Regions from separate parts of the Homo sapiens genome. Here region 2 is linked to region 1. A link is a contact called in ENCODE Hi-C or POLR2A ChIA-PET data. All regions are on one chromosome and are shown on one strand. The core of a region is the stretch at or near the end of the contact, and the rest is flanking DNA. Distances in the headings are between cores, read along the strand shown.

Region 1 (3,529 bases), core at 420-2,919:
CGGTGCCCTATCACAGGAAAACAGGCGAGTCAGGGCAGTCAATGAGCCAAAGTCCAGGCCTCCTGGGAAGACACTGCCCGGAACCGTCCCTGCCTGCAAAGAGCTCTTCCTGCCAGGAACGGCCTGCCTGCCCACAGAGCTGGCCAAGTCGGGCACAGCAGATGGTGGAGCCCGGGTGTGGAAACCTGTTTCTCAGTACACAGGAGGTCCAGGAATAAGGCCCCAGGTGATGAAGCAGAGCCAGGATGCACCCACTGCCCTAGAGTGCGGAGGGAGGCGTGCACCTGGGCCCAAGCACGCACTATGTCCATCCTCCTGGCTCTGGCAGCTCCCATCTCCCCTTTAGCAAAGGAGGAGGCACAGGCATGGGGAGGCCCTGTTAGGAAATTTGGCTGTGTGGCTCCAAAGCCCATGATGGGCCCTCTCTGGCAGGTGCCTGAATTTTTAGGCCCCAGGACACCAGAACAGGGCACCGTCTTCATCTTAGGTCTTGACAAAAGACTCAACCTTCCCCAGAGGGAAGGCCGGATGGGGACTGAATCTACCTGCGGATCCACTTAACACTCGTACCTTTTTAAAAAAAATTTTTTTTATTTTTGAGATGGAGTCTCACTCTGTTGCCCAGGTTGGAGTGCAGTGGCGCAATCTCCACTCACCGCAACCTCCATCTCGCAGGTCCAAGCAATTCTCCTCCCTCAGCTTCCAGAGTAACTGGGATTACAGGCGCCCGCCACCACGCCTGGCTAATTTTTGTATTTTTAGTAGAGACGGGGTTTCACCATTTTGGCCAGGCTGGTCTCGAACTCCTGACCTCAGGTGATCCGCCTGCCTCGGCCTCCCAAAGTGCTGGGATTACAGGCATGAACCACCACCACGCCCTGCCAACACTCGTAGCTTTATCATCCCCTTTTACAGACAAGGACACCGATGCACAGAGTGGTTAAGTAACTTGCCCCAGATCACACAGCTCTAGGTGCCCCAGCCAGGCCCTGAATCCAGATCATGTCCATTGTACAGATAGGCCACTCGGTGCCTTGCTGGGCGCTGCGGGCTGTGGGCTGTTGTGTGTGCAATGGGGAGGCCAAGACCAGCCCAGCCCACCAGGCCGGACCCTCGAGTCAAATAAGAAACATGCAAAGATCCAAACGAAGAGCGAATTCATGGAATGAAGCGCAGCTGCATATGCAGCCAGGGTTCCAGCCCCCACGGCCACGTGGAAAGACTGGCTGGCCCGGGTCTTACAGCGCTGAGGGTCGGTCTTCCAGCGCCTTAGGGGCCAGGCGTCCCTCCAAGAAGGCGAGGAAGTAGGCGGAGCTTCTGCCGGCGGACTAATGACGGTACAGAGGCGGGGCCGAAGGGCGGGGACACGTGGAGGGGCGGGGCCATTGGGTAATGGGCGGGGATGCGAGTGGAGGGGCAAAACCATCAGGTAAAAGGACCAATAGAGGTTCAGGAGCGAGTGGGCGGGGCACGCTGTGGGGCGGGATCGGCGGGGGATAGACCAATGGTGGGTAAGAGGCGGGACAGAGGGCGGGGCGCGCGGGGGCTGGGCTGGCGGGAGGCGGGCCAATGGAGGCTCGGGGGCGGGGCCGGCGGGCGGACGGGCGGGGGTGCGGAGGGGGCGGCGGCGGCGGCGGCGAACAAAGAGGCGGCGGGCGCGGGCGGCCGAGCGGAGCCGAGCGCAGCCGAGCCGGGCCGAGCCGGGCCGGGCCGGGCCCAGGAGCGCGCGGATGATGCGGGCGGCCAGGCGGGGGTCGACGGGTCCCTGAAGCCCGCGCCCCGGGCCAGCAAGGGAGCCCCGCGCAGGCCGCGCGCATCCGGAGGCGGCCGGGCCCCGCCATGGCCGGGGTCAGCTACGCGGCGCCCTGGTGGGTGAGCCTCCTGCACCGGCTGCCCCACTTCGACCTGAGCTGGGAGGCCACTAGCAGCCAGTTCCGGCCCGAGGACACCGACTACCAGCAGGTGACATGGGCCTCTCGGGGTCGCGGGGTCAGGGACCCCAGGTCACGGCCCCCTCCTCTCCCAGGGTCACGGCCCCCATCCCCGAGGGCCTAAAGACCCCTCATCCCCCCCTCCAGGGTCACGGCCACCTCCTCCTCGCAGGTACCGGCCTCCTTCCTTCTCGAGGGTCCCTTCTGAGTCCTAGGACCCTTTCTTCCAGGGTCATGGCCTCCTCCTCAAAGGTCTAAATACCCTCCAACCCCCAGTGAGGGTCCACGGCCCCCCTCCCGATTCTGGCCTTCCCTTCTGGTGTCACTAAGGCCCCTGGGTTTCATGGAGCTGCCTCTCCCCACTCCGTGAGCCCCCTTGGCCAGTGGAGGGCCTCTCCACCATCACTGTTGGCGGCCTGGTGCTGTGTCCCAGCAGAGACCCCTCCCCAGATGACCCCCAGGCTCTGAGATCAGAGCGGGTGCCTGAGCACATTGGGTGCAGGCAGGCAGAGACTCCTCGCCCACTCACCCCCGACTGGGGAATCCCACTGCCAGGCTTCCAGTGGGTGAATGGCCTGGGCCGCCGCCAGCCCTCTGTGGCCGGTAATGACCCCCTGCTTGGCGGTCAGGCTGTGGGATGTACACAGGGTGCCGTGTGTGGCCGTGGGAGACCAGGCTGCCTGTAGCCCCCGGGGGAGGGAGGCCCGGCGGCCAGGAAGCACCGTGGGCCTCAGGCAGGGAGGCTGGAAGCGGCTGAGCCCAGGCAGACCTGGGGGGCGGCTGGGGGCCCTTTGCAGCCCTCTCCCAGGGGAGCCCTTAGCCTGGCATCATGCCAGGCCCCAGCACCACCCCCATCGCCAAGCTACTGTCATTTGAGTGCGGGGCAGGGGACCAAGCTGTGGGCATTTCCTTCCTGCCTAGAGATCCGGATTCCAGAAGCCCCGTGACCAGGGTCCCTGGTCACCCGGAGTTTCTCTCTGGACGGATCATGGCAGAGCCCCATGGTGGGGTGGGGATGGCTTTGCTTATCAAAATGGCTTGGGAATCCGGTATTCCGCGGGCAGCCTAGCACCTGGACTCTTCAGAACTGCGTTGTCTGTGGCCTCCCGCATCCAGAGGAGGGAGGCGGAAGTGGAGGAGCAGGGCACCTGGGAGCCCACTGCTCCCAGCCTCGCGCTCACTTGCACCCAGGCCCCCCAGCCGAGCCGATGACGTTTCCTAACAGATGAGGAAGGGGGCGAGGGATCGGCCCAGGCACGCCCAGACACAGCAGGGAGGAGGGAGGCGGAAGGATTGGTATAAAATCTCACGCCTGCGTTCTAGAAGCCCAGCCCTGGGGGACCGTTCAGTGTGGGGGCAATGCACATTCAGGAACTTCTGGAACTTATTCCATGCTGATGGCTTTGCCACTTGTCCCTGGAGGACTCTGTTGAAGCTGCAAGGAGGGTGTGCTTCACTTTGGAAAGTTCTCTGCCCTGAGGGTTTGGCCCATTTGTCAGTTCTTAAGCTCCGGGGCAGCCCTGGGGCGTGGGGGGCGGCTGTTTCCTGCTGCCCCTTGGGCTGCCACCTGCCCGAGCTGCCAGCCACAGTTGGACTTC
Region 2 (3,104 bases), core at 314-2,813, 1.2 Mb before region 1:
CCCAGTCTCCAGGTCCCTGGCCCTCTCCTTCAAAGCTCAGCGTCAGGCTTTCCATGTGGAAGCACGCACCTTGTGCCCAGCATCTTCTGCCTGCAAGGGCAACAGAGGCACGTTCCTGGCGAGGGAGAGCGGCTGCTGCCCAAACGCCAAATGGAAGCCCCTGGTGGCTCCACGAATGCATGTCACAACCTCAGAGCAGGGGCCGAGGCTGTTGCTCAAGACCCCAGCTTCCTGCAGAGAGTGGGACTGGCAGGACAGTGTCCAGGGGCACAGGGGAGGAGCCCCGGATCTGCGCAACGGGCTGGGGCTGTGTGACCTGAGCAAGGACCCCTCCTCTTAGCCTCGGTTCTCTGGTCTGCACAGCTGCGGCCTGACAGAGGCCCCAGGTGCTGCCTGTGGCTCCTCCCAACCCCGAGACCTTCCCACCAAAAACACACTCAGGAGAACGCTTTGCCCAGAAGGTGCCTGGGCTGCAGGTGGCCGTTGAGGGCCCCCCTTCCTGAGCGTCTGGCCCCCAGCCCCGACACACAGATCTCTGTCCCAGCAAGCCTGGTCCCAGTCATTTAGCCAAAGAGCGTTTGCTGAGTGAATAAACAATGGAGCAGGTCCAGGCTCGGGCCAAGATTCAGCAACGGGCAGGGCCAGCTGCCCAGCTACACACGCCAAGACCCTCCTGGGGAGAGACAGCCTAGTCCTCAACCCCTGCCACCTCCTGCTGCTCCCAGAGATGGGGGCTGTTCTCCATCTCGGGCCCTATCACCCGGGGCCTCAGAGGCCCGGCTGGCAGCAGCACCTGGGGTCTGGGGGCTTCCTGCCCTGCACTGGCCGCTCCCCCACAGTGGCCCTGGCCACATCCCCCCAGGGGCCTGAACAGGCTGGGGGAGGGTCAGTGCCCATACGAGGGCTATCCAGGGACCCCATCTGGTGGCCAGGCCCCTGGGCAGTGAGAGCCTCGGAGGGCCCAAAGAGGCAGCTCTGCTGGCCTTTCCCAGGGACACAGAGGGGGACTGGACTGAAGCCAGGGCCCAGGAGCCGCCCTGAGTCACGTCTGACTCAGCCGGCGGGCGGGGGATGCCATGGCTCTGGCCCAGCTGCATTCGGTGTCCGGGCACACTGAGGCCACTGAGGACAGCCTCGGGGGGCTGCACGGTGGGCTGTGCCTGCCCAGTCCCACGCCTCGGCTCCCCATCCCCCAGCCGCCCGGGCCTCAGTTTCCCCGCCCGTGTCAGCGCGCAGCCGAACAGCAGAAGAATCAAAGGGCGCCAGGCAGGACTTACATGAGGTCGGGCCGGTGGCGGTGCAGGATGGCGCAGAAAGCCAGGCCGTCGCGGAACGACGTGGTCATGTTGCAGATATTCACGTCGCGGTAGCCCTCGCACTGCTGCCGGCACCACTGTTGCAGCGCCCTGATGGCCGCCATGTGGGCGGCGCGCCCGCCGCGCGGCGGAACCGCCCTCCGACACCTTCCCGCGGCTGTGCCGCGACCGCCCGGCCGGCGGGACAGACGCTGGGACCGCTACGGAACCGCCAGACCCACGGCGCCCAGCCCCAGCTGAGCCGGACTGAGGGCGACGAGTGCCGGGTCCCTAAGAGAAGCCGAGCCCGGCCCCGCCCCCGCCGGCCCCGCCTCCTTGTAGGCCCCGCCCCCAGCCGCCAAGTCCTGCCTCCGGATAGGCCCCGTCCTCACACCTCCCAGCCCCGGCATAGGCTCCCGCCCAGGCAGGCCCCACCTCCCGACAGGCCCCGCCCCCAGCCGCCGGGTCCTGCCTCCTGATAGGCCCCGTTCCCACGCCTCCTGGCCCCGGCACAGGCTCCCGCTCCAGGCAGGCCCCGACTCCGGACAGGCCCCGCCCCCAGCCTCCAGGTTTTGCCTCCCGAGAGGCCCCGCCCCACGCCGCCCGGCCCCAGTACGGGCTCGCGCCCTAGGCACGTCCCGCCTCCTGGTAAGTCCCGCCCCCACGCTGTCAGGTCCCGCCCGACAGGCCCCGCCCCACGCCGCCTGGCCCCTCCCCAGGCCCCGCCCCGCCGCTGAGGGCCGAGACCCCCAACCGGTGAAGGGGCGCGGTCTGCTTGGGGGTCCTGCCATTCTGGACCCCTGCGGAGACCTGGAATTTTCTTTTTCGCCGCCCCACCTCCCACCACCATCTCACCCCACCGCCATGGAGAAGAGGCAGGAAAGGCCGTTGACAAACGGGGACACTGAGGCTCGAACACCCTGCCCTGTCTAGGGCCTCAGCCCTCGGCAGCCCGGCCTCCCGGGGAGCAGGAGGCGCCTTGTGTTTCAGGGTTTCAAAGGACGTCCGCATCTGGTTTCTCTTTCCAGGCCGCTACATGCCAGCGGGGGTTCCAGGCAAGGCAGAGGTGAGGCCTGGGCATTGCCAGAGGAGAAACTGAGGCCAGGAAGGGGGCCGTGGAGCCGGAGTTGCACAGCTGGCCTGTGCTTTTCTTCTGGGGGCCTGTGGGCAGGATCTGTTCCTGGGGCAGGAGATTCCTCAGGCTGACTTGCAGGGTAGTTCCAATTTTCCACTTTGAGCTGTGACAGAAGAAATAAGGAAAGTCCCTCTGCTGGGGCCCTAAATTATCCCAGACTGGCCCCTGGCCCCGTTATCCTTGGGGAACCTTGTCTGTGGCCACGGGGGCTGGACGAGGGCGGAATCACTGACACCAGCCATGTGAGGGGGGCCTACCCTCCTGGCTGTGGGGCCAGGGCTTGTCTGGGCAGGGCCTGCAGGAAGGAAGGTGTTTTCCCGCAGTAGCCCCTGGCAGGGAGTCAGGGCAGCTTCTCTGTGCCCCTTGGGAGGAGGAGAAACTGAGGTCTTCCAACCCCAGCCAATGGTGCTGTTCCAGATCTTTTCTGAGGCTGGTCCCTGGTGAGACACCGTAGTGTTCATGGCCAGCTGCCTAAGTGTCAGTGAGGCCTGTGTGTAGGTGGTGAGCTCCCCGTCACCAGGGGCATGCAAGCAGCTGCTAGGCAGGGAGCCCTTGTGGCCTGGGAATGTGGCTGGCCCTAACCGCTGCTCCGCCACAGTCCCTGACCTGCGGATGTCAGGGGATATCGTGCCAGCACAGCCGGAGCCGGTCCTGGCACCGGGTTTTCTTGACTC

What was found. Hi-C counts contacts between places; a loop is a spot of excess contacts on that map. ChIA-PET counts read pairs that join two places held with the same protein, here RNA polymerase II (POLR2A). Pooled maps may share reads with other maps.
Region 2: a map of CD4-positive, alpha-beta T cell shows a loop between it and region 1 (5-fold over the local background). The contact joins the promoter of MICALL2 here to the promoter of TTYH3 in region 1. A Hi-C loop is called at or near these places in 1 of 168 maps with a recorded cell type or tissue (CD4-positive, alpha-beta T cell), 2 of 37 single-sample maps with no recorded cell type and 10 of 50 pooled maps. POLR2A ChIA-PET finds 5 or more read pairs at or near these places in 1 of 52 experiments (PC-9).

Annotation. Positions count from the first base shown.
Region 1 is chr7:2,630,317-2,633,845 of GRCh38, forward strand. TTYH3 (tweety family member 3) reads left to right here and starts at 1,670. Exons shown (of 14, transcript NM_025250.3): 1 at 1,670-1,962. The coding sequence starts at 1,840. RefSeq lists enhancers at 1,095-1,826, 2,559-3,291, 3,071-3,180 and a silencer at 1,611-2,020.
Region 2 is chr7:1,457,907-1,461,010 of GRCh38, forward strand. It overlaps MICALL2 (MICAL like 2), which reads right to left and starts at 1,564. Exons shown (of 17, transcript NM_182924.4): 1 at 1,278-1,564. The coding sequence starts at 1,420. It overlaps MICALL2-DT (MICALL2 divergent transcript), which reads left to right and starts at 2,013. Exons shown (of 2, transcript XR_001745046.2): 1 at 2,013-2,361. RefSeq lists enhancers at 1-240, 241-963, 2,387-2,938, 2,939-3,104, 3,027-3,104 and a silencer at 1,337-2,056.